Regions from separate parts of the Mus musculus genome. Here region 1 is linked to region 2. The links are chromatin loops, found by intact Hi-C in ENCODE. Cell type or tissue: gastrocnemius. All regions are shown on one strand. Each heading gives the region's core, and the rest is flanking DNA. Links, peaks and the distances in the headings are about the cores only.

Evidence for each region. A loop is a pair of places that touch in the nucleus more often than their neighbours do. Peaks named below come from ENCODE experiments on the same cell type or tissue, not always from the same donor. Only the 100,000 strongest peaks of a DNase experiment are listed, where the experiment ranks them.
Region 1: it touches region 2 in a loop (3-fold over the local background); 1 of 42 quality-filtered maps calls a loop at or near these places.

What each region holds. Positions count from the first base shown.
Region 1 is chr11:69,417,358-69,421,948 of GRCm38, reverse strand. Dnah2 (dynein, axonemal, heavy chain 2) reads left to right here. Exons shown (of 86, transcript NM_001081330.1): 83 at 43-219; 84 at 313-387; 85 at 529-679; 86 at 802-1,140. The coding sequence ends at 956. Gm51903 (a long non-coding RNA gene) reads right to left here. Exons shown (of 2, transcript XR_003949708.1): 2 at 1,146-2,960. It also overlaps a transcript of Kdm6b not described here. Among named protein-coding and RNA genes, the nearest start is that of Kdm6b, 3.5 kb to the right of the region's middle. In gastrocnemius, for the core only: a CTCF peak has its summit at 2,351 (motif pointing right); DNase peaks (open chromatin) are centred at 1,727, 2,338, 2,984, 3,815 and 1 more place; H3K4me3 peaks cover 2,944 bases; H3K27ac peaks cover 2,941 bases.
Region 2 is chr11:69,064,442-69,069,813 of GRCm38, reverse strand. No RefSeq gene overlaps it. Among named protein-coding and RNA genes, the nearest start is that of n-TWcca6, 3.6 kb to the right of the region's middle. In gastrocnemius, for the core only: a CTCF peak has its summit at 2,742 (motif pointing left); DNase peaks (open chromatin) are centred at 2,745, 3,067 and 3,556; H3K4me3 peaks cover 1,455 bases; H3K27ac peaks cover 2,385 bases.

The DNA of each region.
Region 1 (4,591 bases), core at 1-4,000, 350 kb before region 2:
GCACTGTGGACAAAACACCACATGCACCCCCTCGTTCCTCAGGTATATCCCTCACAAAAGCCCTTGGCGTCATGGACCCGGGACCTGGCTGTGCGTGTGGAACAGTTTGAAACATGGGCCAGTCGAGCCCGCCCTCCGGTGCTCTTTTGGCTGTCTGGCTTCACTTTCCCCACTGGCTTCCTCACTGCGGTACTGCAGTCTGCCGCTCGCCAAAACAACGTGAGCATCCAGAGCCGGGGAGGCAGCCTAGGAACGTGCATTCATTCCTTCTCTTCCTTGGGGGCCTCCTTCATTGTCGCCTTCAATCCACAGATCTCAGTGGACAGCCTCTCTTGGGAATTTATAGTTTCCACTGTGGACGACAGCAACCTGGTGTATCCACCCAAGGTGGGAGGCGGATGGGCTCGGGATGAGGAGGGAAATGGAAGAAACAGTGGGAAGTGGGGTGAAGAGGAGGACAGAGGACTTAGGTCAAAGGTATTGTCAGCGTAGGGTCTTTCCCTCAACTCTGTCTCCATTTCTCTCCAGGATGGAGTTTGGGTTCGGGGCCTGTACCTGGAGGGTGCTGGCTGGGACCGAAAGAATTCTTGTTTAGTGGAGGCGGAGCCCATGCAGCTGGTCTGCCTCATGCCCACGATCCACTTCCGTCCAGCAGAGAGCCGAAAGAAAAGTGCCAAGGGTGGGAAACTGCCCCCTCCCTATCCCGTTTGGATACTAACCCATCCTCCCTGCTCCAGTTCCCAAATGCACTTGCTCTGATCTTCCAGGCTCCAGAATCTTACTTCTTTTCTTCTCCCCTAGGCATGTACTCCTGTCCCTGCTATTATTATCCCAACCGGGCAGGCAGCACAGATCGAGCCTCCTTTGTCATAGGCATCGATCTCCGATCTGGATCCATGACATCTGATCACTGGATTAAGAGGGGCACTGCTCTACTGATGAGCCTGGACAGCTGATGAGCTCTTCTCTCCTCCTTGAGAGGGTCGGAAGCCCTAGGACCTTGAACTAAAGCTGGATCTCAGGCTTTGACTTTAGCTGAATCTAGCATATAGTGACACTCTGACAGTACCTAGTGGCGCTAGCGGAAAAGGTGGAAGACTTGTATTGGCGCTCAGTGCAGTAAAAACCGTGCAAAACCAAGCCCCAAGTCTCTCAATGATGGTGTTTTAATGTGTGTTGGGGGTGGAGGAAACCTGGAGGAGGGAGGGAAGCTGGGACTTAAGGAAAGGAGCTGCTACAACCAGAACTGAGAAGAGAAAGGTGGCCTATAAGAGGAGGCGTGGTCTTGAACTACTTGCCCACCAGGCCTAAAAGAAGGTGTGACCAAGTCTCCTGGAAAGGATTTGAGCAGGCGGGGTGGGGCTTGCTTTGGAAGGGCGCGCGATGCAAATAGAATAAAAGACTTGTCAGGTAAGGGTCCGTGATGGGCTCTATACACTGCACAGTAACGAAGCCTTGCAATCCTTACTGGGGATTCTTATCTGAGACTACAGCTGAGGGGAGCGGACCGAAGGCAGGGCGGAGCCGGAGAGAGGGACTTCAGCGCGAGGGGCGGGACCACGAGTCGGGGGCGGGGTTGAGGAAGGGGGGTGGGGGCGGGTGTTTGTGTTGGAAAATCAAACTGCGCCACGGGGTGGAGCGGCCCCCCCAACTCCTGCCTGGGAGGGGGGGCCGCTCGACCCCCGAGAGGCCTTGAAGATCCTGAATACCTGGGACCCCCAGAACCAGGTAATGGGAAGCCGCAGGGACTTTTGGAAAGAGGGAGACCATCTCCTTGCAAGGGGGAGGGGCGGGACGTCAGACTCTCTGGAGAGGTCGGGCAAGGCATTTGAGTCTTGGGAAAAGCAATGTCAGAGTCGGGGCGCAGGACATCTAAGTTCCCCAAAAGGGAACAAGGCAAAGGTAGTGGAAAACCCGTGGTCTTGGCTCTAAAGGTCAAAAGGGCCTAAAAGTAATCCCAGTCCCGCTTGGGATGGTGAATTGACACTAGGGCGGGGCTCAGCGGTCCTGAGGAAGGAGACTATAGGACAGTTTGCAGATAGGGCTATGGCTAGGCGCTGGCTCACTGAGATCAGAAGCGATCAGGCAAAGTGAACTTCCAGTTACAGGGCCACTCAAAGGTTCCCTCCAGCTCTTTTCTCCGGGGAGATGTGTATGTATTCTCAACTTTCACCATCCCTCCAGGAGCGGTAGCTTTTCCATCTCACAGCACTCCACCGCACCGTCTGCTCTCGGCCTCGCCTGGTTCGTTCCTCTAGTTGCCGGTGCCCTCCTCCTCACTTTTCCGTCTTCAGTTCCCTAGCCTTCACTGGGCTCTGGCCCTTTCTCCATGCTGAACCTTTCCCACGTAGCCACGAGATGGCGAAGATGAGACGCCCACCAGAGCCGAGGGCCATGCGGGTTGGGGGGGGGGGGCTATCTATAGCTGTGACACGCACCTTTGAGAAAGGTGCGCTGAGGTTCACCTTTGATTCCCTGTCATCTGTCTGGCACCCGCCCCCGGCCCAGGAAATTGTAAGCATATGGGTAAAGTGCAGAAGCTAGGGACAGGGCGAGAGACTATGCTTTTTCCGGCCTAGAATAAACAGTGGTGAAGTGGCATTTGGGTTGAGTTGGTCACTAAACTGCAGATTCGTTTCTGGCTTGTGGCCTGTGACTGTGTCTTGGAGGCTGGAGTGTGGGGAAGGTCGAAGGCAGAACACCTAGTTCCTGGCGATGAGAACTCCGAGAGAAAAGAAGTAATTAATTGAGGTGCGATAGGAACGGACCCAGTGGTTGCTCAGAGTAAGGCTGGTCGAACCTCCGTCGCTTGCCAGGGTTGTTTTCTCAGTTGCCAGAGTAACAGGCTGGGGAACGTCCACCGCCAGATTCCCAAACTCACTCTCTCCAGTCCAATCGGCTTTAGCGGACGTCGACTACGTCAGGGTCCTAGTGACCAATGGGAAGCTGTCATAGAGAGCCTGAAAGAGGGAGAGGGAGGAGGTGGAAGGGGGGGTGGTGGCGGTGGCTACCCAGGATCCGCACGTGCACTCCCACACGCTCCACTCCCTGTACAACCCCTTCCACTGCACGAGCCCAGACAGTCTCTTGCGCCTGCGCGGCGAGTCGTGTGTGTGTCTCTCCCTCCCTCCCCCCCCTTTGCCTCAGGTCGTCAGTCTGTGTTTGCAAACTAGTCCAGGGTTGTGTTTCTCAACCCCTGCGGGCCCAGACGTCTGGGTGGGTTTGCGCTCTTTAGCCGGGTGTCGACTGTTAATGTCAGCCTCTCGAGGGAAGGCCCGCTACCTGTGTTCCCCACCGCCACCCCCAGCTGGCGCCCCAAGCTCCCAGGTGGGCTGGGCGGAGCTGTGGTTTCCGGCCCCCTAGGCTCAGCCGCGGCTTTCCCGAGCTCCGGCAAAGGGTGTTTCCACAAAAGAAAGGGAGTGGGTACAAGCACCCCTTCCCGAGGCTTAACCCACCCAGGCCTAGCTGCAGTTAGTGACAGGGCAGGACACTGTGAGAAGCCCCTTGTGGTCCCGGTGACTTTCTAGGCCAGAGGGTCATTACGCCTATTTTCTTTTTTTCTTGTAAATTCCTGCTTTTGATAGGCAAACCAGACCTTCCTCTTCCCTTCCTTAACATTTCCTCCTCGCACGCTCTGGCGTTCTTTACACCTCCCTTGGCTCCTTTCGGGCTGTCCCCGTCTCCACTCGTCCTTTTCTGCTTCTCCAGAGGGTTATATAACTCTTCCTCTCCGCGTGTCCTGATTTCAACTCCACAGACTCCGCCCTGGAACGGCGCGGGAGGGGCGGGAGAGTTGGGGACCCAGACAGATTCCGGCTGGCGGCCAGCTGGGGCACAAGGGATCCTGCAGATAGCAGACGGAGTCCCGCGGGACTTGGTTGGTGCCCCGTCCCTTAGTCTCCCGCCCCTAACCCGGGATCAAGCCCAGAAGAAAGAAGGCACAGTATTTCCGAGGGGCGTGTCGGGACAGTCAGAAATGTGGGTTGGGAGGTCAAGGCTGGAGGCTGAGAGGAGGAGGCAGGCGAATGACCGGATTCCCTAGGATTGGTTCTGCTGGGGTTAACAGAGATAAAAGCAGGACGCCTGGGTTCCCTCCTTCGTCTCCTTTTTGGGTTCCCAGAATTCCTAAAGCTATTTTCTCAGGAAATTTAGCCAGCTAGCAGCTTCTTCGCCCTGGTAGGAGTCAAAGGTCTGTGTTCGAGGTGGCCTGGGATGATGTCACCAGTGCACGTGCCCCGGGACGGTTGCCAGGCAATGCGATCTCCTCCCCTTTCCATTCCCTCCCACCTCTGCCCAGAGTCCCGTTCCAGTCCCGTGCCATCTCTTTCTCCTTTCCTTTCCCTTGGCATTAGCATCCTGCAGGTGGGAAACCCTGGCCTGGAGTTTCGTGAAGGGGGAGGGGCGCGGGTGTGGTGTGGCCTGAAAGACTTTGCCCCTTTGCTGGCTTGAGAGAATTCTGGGTCTTCCCCCCCCTTCTTTTTCCTAGATTGCCATGGAAAAACTTCCTCTCCAGTCCCCACTACCACTACCACCCCCCGTACTCCCTCCCGCGCGCCCTTGGAAGTGTCTCCTGAAGTCTTTTTAGTTTCCC
Region 2 (5,372 bases), core at 557-4,556:
ACTTCTTAAATTTTTGTTTCAAGGAATTGGCAGAGAGAGAGAGGAAGGAGGTGGAGGAGGAGGAGGAGGAGGAGGAGGAGGAAGAAGAAGAAGAAGAAGAAGAAGAAGAAGAAGAAATGATTCTGTCTCCCTAAAGTAATACATGGGGTTCCCTTTCCTAAGCCAGTTAAAGGTCATGAAAGACAGACTGGAGGTCTTCTAAATGAACGGGGGGTAGGGGGGTGTCTAACTGAACCTGAGATCCCAAACCAGGCAAAAGAATTGCCCCCCCCTCGCCCCCTTTTATTATAAAAGACTGAGGTGAGATGCTTGGCAAGTTTTGTATAGGGTTTGTAACTTAAACAACAGCATTGTAATCATGTAATTTCCTGATTTTTTTTTTCAGTATTGGAGATAAGCTCCAGGCCTCTTACATATAGGTAGGTAAGCACCCTCCACTGAGCCATCCTCCCATCTTCCCTTCTGAGACCCTATAGTATTATCAACGCAGAGAATGGCATTCTAAAACACAAAGAATAATCTATAGCATTGAATGTCCTTATATATTCAGCTCCTACTTATTGAAGCTTCTGCCTGTGGGCTGCACTGGGGATCAAACACAGGGTATGGACCACGCTAAATGATTACTTTACTACTGAGCTCCACTCAAGCTCCTATATGGTGAAACTATAACTTTTTCATATAAAATTGAGTCTTAAGCTGGATAGGGGGAAACACCTATAGTCCCAGCATTTGGGAGGTGGGGGAAAGAGGTTTAGAAATTCAAGGTCATGCTAGGTTATATAGTCAGCTCAATAAAAGGAAAAAACTAAAATGTCTCTACAAAAAAAAATGTAGAAATGGCTTAGTGATTAATCCTTGCACCAGGTGTTAATCCTAGCACTCAGGAGGCAGAGGCAGACAGATCTCTGTGAGTTCAAGGCCAGCCTGGTCTACAAAGCAGGACAGCCAAGGCTACACAGAAACCCTCTGTTGAAAGAAAGAGCACAGAATACTCTTGTTAAATTCAGTTCCCAGCACTCGTATGGTGCTGCTTACAACTTCTTGTATCTCCAGATCCAGTGCCCTCTTCTGGAAACTACACACACACACACACACACACACACACTCAACACACACATGCACACACACTCACACATACACTCATACTCACACTTAACACACCACACACAATCACACTCAACACACACATACACACACACAAACACACACAAGGACTCACACTCAATGCACATACACAATATTTAAAATAAATCTCCAGGCATGGTGGTACACAGCTTCAGTCCTAGCACTCAGGAGGCAGAGGCAGACAGGTCTGTAGGGTACACAGTGAAATCCTGTCTCAAAAAAGTCTTTAAAAATAAGACTGTTAATTATTTTAATTAAGGTACCTCAAGATAGCCATTTTTGTTTGGTTGGGTTTTTTTTTTTTTGCTTTGTTTTGTTTTGTTTTGTTTTGTTTTTGAGACAGTGTCTCACTATGTACTGCCAGCTTTCCTAGAATTCACATTTGTAGATCAGGCTGGCCCCCGAACTCACAGAGACCCTCCTGCCTCTGTTTTCAGAGTGTTGGGGTCAAAAGTGTTCATCACCACTTATAACTACATTTATTTACTACTACTACTTCTTCTTCTTCTTCTTCTTCTTCTTCTTCTTCTTCTTCTTCTTCTCCTTCTTCTTCTTCTTCTTCTTCTTCTTCTTCTTCTTCTTCTTTGTTTTCTAATGAGAGGTGAGTTTTTTGTATTCTCCATCACAGAAGTTAGGATGCTATAAAATGTACCAACTCACTTAGGGCACAGACAAGATGAAAGCACGGAACAGTGTCTTCTCCCTGCCTGTGATTTTTGAAGCTGTGTTGGGTGAGGGTGTAGCTGGCAACTATCTCCAGGCAGAAGAAGCTGTATCATAAACTAAGGGTGAGGAAAGGCTAGGACATGCGGACATGCGTTGGAGGATTTCCAAAGATCCAAGAGCAGGAGTCAGCCCTGCGGGGAGATCTGTGGAAACAGCGTTCCAGACAAGGGAGGAGCCAGGGCTAGATAAGCTGTGTGTGTTTGCCAGACAGAAAGGAAGCCAGGGACTCTGAAGCTTAAGGAAGCAGGAGGAGAGATCAGACCGATGTTGGAGAAGTGGATGAGAGCTTAGCTTTCTCAGCTTCTACAGATATGACCAGAGGCATAGTCAGATTTGTGTTCTCTGCAACATGGAAAACATTTTAAGTAGAAGATGAATGAGGAAGATGTGAAAGAAACATGTGATAGATTGGGGCTTGAGTCAGGATGGAATCGAGCAGGTGGATTGGAGTAAGACAATTAAGAGATCAAGAAATACTGAATTTTTTTTTTTTTAAAGACAGGGTCTCACACTGTAGCTCTGTCTAGCCTGAAGTTCACTGTGTGCTGTAGAATGGCCTACTCTTGGTAGTTTTCCTGTCTCAGCCTCTCAAGTTCTGGGATCTCTGGAATGTGCCCTGACGCCTCTCTATGAGAGAAATTTAGAGGAAAAAGGTCTGGGCCTGGCTGTGGGATCCAGGTTCTAGCGTCTGGATGTTTGGGTTTTTCTGATTATAGTAGGCTTCCAGCCTAAGGGGCCTACTCGATGGTAGAAACTAGGTAGTCACACTTCATGTTATACGGTAATGAGACGAAGTGAGCTTTGTACAACTGTCCTCACTTTTTCCACGACCTTGGTTCTCAGAAGCCTGCCCTAGAAAAGCTGTTTCTGAGTTTCAGTGCCACCCTGTGGCCGTAGGTGGCACTACAGGAGCCCGGTGTTCTTCAATTGGCTTCTCCTAGAAAGAAGAGGGAGGGAGGGAGATAAGTCTAGGATTATAAAAACAGAAATCAAGAAAAGTCACCCCAAATATTATCTGAGAGTTCAAATTGCCTCTGTTAGGAGGGAACAAAAGAGTCTACATCACTGAATGTGGGGCACTGCCAGGGCCTGGGGAATTGTTTCCTCAGACAGTTACTTGTGGAGTTTGGGTACAGGCATTCCATTCAACGCATGCTGGCGGTGTGTTGGCGACACATGTCGGGCACCAGCTTCACCCTGGGTTTAGTGGGTTGATCCCCAGATCCGTTGCTAGGAATGGATTCACTTTGGCAGCCTGTCCTAGAGCAGCCTGGCATCACAGTGGAGGCCGCTGCAAGCGACAAGTGCAGAGACTGCTGTGCCACCACTAACGACCTGCCCTTCCCGCCGATCAGATAACAGTGCTTTCCCCTATATGTGGGAGCCTGCCTGCGGGGAGCATCCAGACCTCCTGGAACCCAGGGGTGGCATCTACCTGGTCAGAACCTTCCTGTGCCGTGCGTGCGTGCGTGTGTGTGCTTGTGTGCGTGTGTGTGTGTGTGTGTGCTTGTGTGTGTGTGTGTGTGTGTGTGTGTGTGTGTGATCTAGGTTGTCTTTATGCTTTCGCCTGCTTTGCTTGTCCTCTATTGCTCCAGTGGCAGTGACCCACAGCAGACGCTGCTGTACCTCCTCTTCTTCCTCCAGGCTCCGCGGTGTCGCGGAGCACCCACATGGTAGGCAGAGCTGGCAGTTCACGTGGGACTGCCCGCAGAGCTCAGGCCTGAGCTGCCAGCCCATCGCGGAGCTGCCTGCAAACTGGCACGTGGTCTGAGTCAAGTGCGTGCTTCCCGGCTGCCATCGTAACTCTTTCAATTTCATCTTTTAATGATATTAAACATGTACATGATTTCAAAAGCAAAGTTTACAAGACTGCGCTGCCTAGAGATCTCTGTGCCCCCCTTTTATTGCACATGAATCATTTTATTAGTTTTTAACTTACTCCTCCATCAAAAACAAGCAACCTGGCCTGAAGCTTGAAGTATAGCCAAGGCTAGCCCTGAAGTAATCTTGACCATAGTACTGGTATACCGCAACCACCACCACCACCACCATCACCACCACCACCACCGGAGTTTGGGGTTTTTTTAGGTTCTGGTTTTGTTTTTTTCCAGACATCGTCTCACTAAGTAACCCAGGTTGTCCTTGAATTTGAGATTATTCTCCCTCACCTTCCCCTAGTGCAGGCATTACAAACCTTGCCACCACACCCAGGTCTTTATTCTTCACTCACTATTATTGTGATGGAAAATAAAAGGTTGTTTTTGTGCTATTTTAAGACAGGGTCTTACAATATGGCCCTTGGCAGGGGCAGGCCTGGAAAAAATATATATACATACACATACATATACATATATATCTCGGGCTGGCCTCCAGCTCACAGAATCCCTGCATCTGTCTCCTGAGTGCTGGGATTAAGAGCATGGGCCAAGACAGGCAGATTTCTGAGTTCAAGGCCAGCCTGGTCTACAGAGTGAGTTCCAGGACAGTCAGGGCTACACAGAGAAACCCTGTCTTGAAACAACAACAACAACAAAACCAAAAAAAATAAAATAAAAAATAAAGAGCATGAACCAAGGGTTGTTTCTTCCTAAACAAAACCAATTTATCAGTAAAATCTAAGCGATCCTTTTTTATGGGACAAAGTGTTATCGTCCTATGGTTTCCATAGGGAAAAGAGCTGTGCTGCTTCCCAAGAAAATATTTTATTATCTCTAGATATTTTTTGAGACAAATCCTTAGCCTGTAAACTCCCCATTCTGCCTCCACTTCTCAAATACTTCTGGTGCAGGTAAGCTACTACACTCAGTGTTCTCCCTCCCTCCCTCCCTCCCTCCCTCCCTCTCTCCCTCCCTCCCTCCCTCTCTCCCTTCCCTGCTCCCTCCCCATTTGACAGAGGGTCCAGGCTAGTCTCAGACAACTAAAATGTAGCATTTCTAGCAGGGCCTAATGGCCCAGGCCTAGAATCCCAGCTCCAAGGGTAGAGTGCAAGAGAATGCAAATCCAAGGCCTGCTTGGACTGCAGAACAGATTCAACGCTAGCCAGGGCAATTTAACAAGAAACAGTGTCAGCACCTGAGAGCGTGAGGCAGCGGGATTGAGTCCTAGGCCAGTGGGCCACAGTGGGAGACCCCCCTCAAAACAACACAGGGAATATTGTGCCATTGTGGGCTAGATGGGAGAAAGGCACTGCTCGTGGAATGAAGGCTGTTGGGAATTGAGTCCTGAGTGGTATGTGAGGGTCAAACAGGCAAAAAAAAAAAAAAAAAAAAATCGAAAGACCTACAAGCAACACCATAGTTCACGCACACAGACATTTGGGGTTTAGACGTAGTGAGTTTAGACATTTGAAAATGATCCAGCAGGTGCTAGGGACAGAGCTCACTGGCTTAGCATGAAAGAGGCCGCTAGTTCACTCCTAGACCAGAAGAAGGGAAGGAAAGGGGATGGGGGAGGAGAAGGAGGATAGAGCACAGGAGGGAGGGAGAAATAAAAGAAAAATAAACTGGAGGCACGTGCTT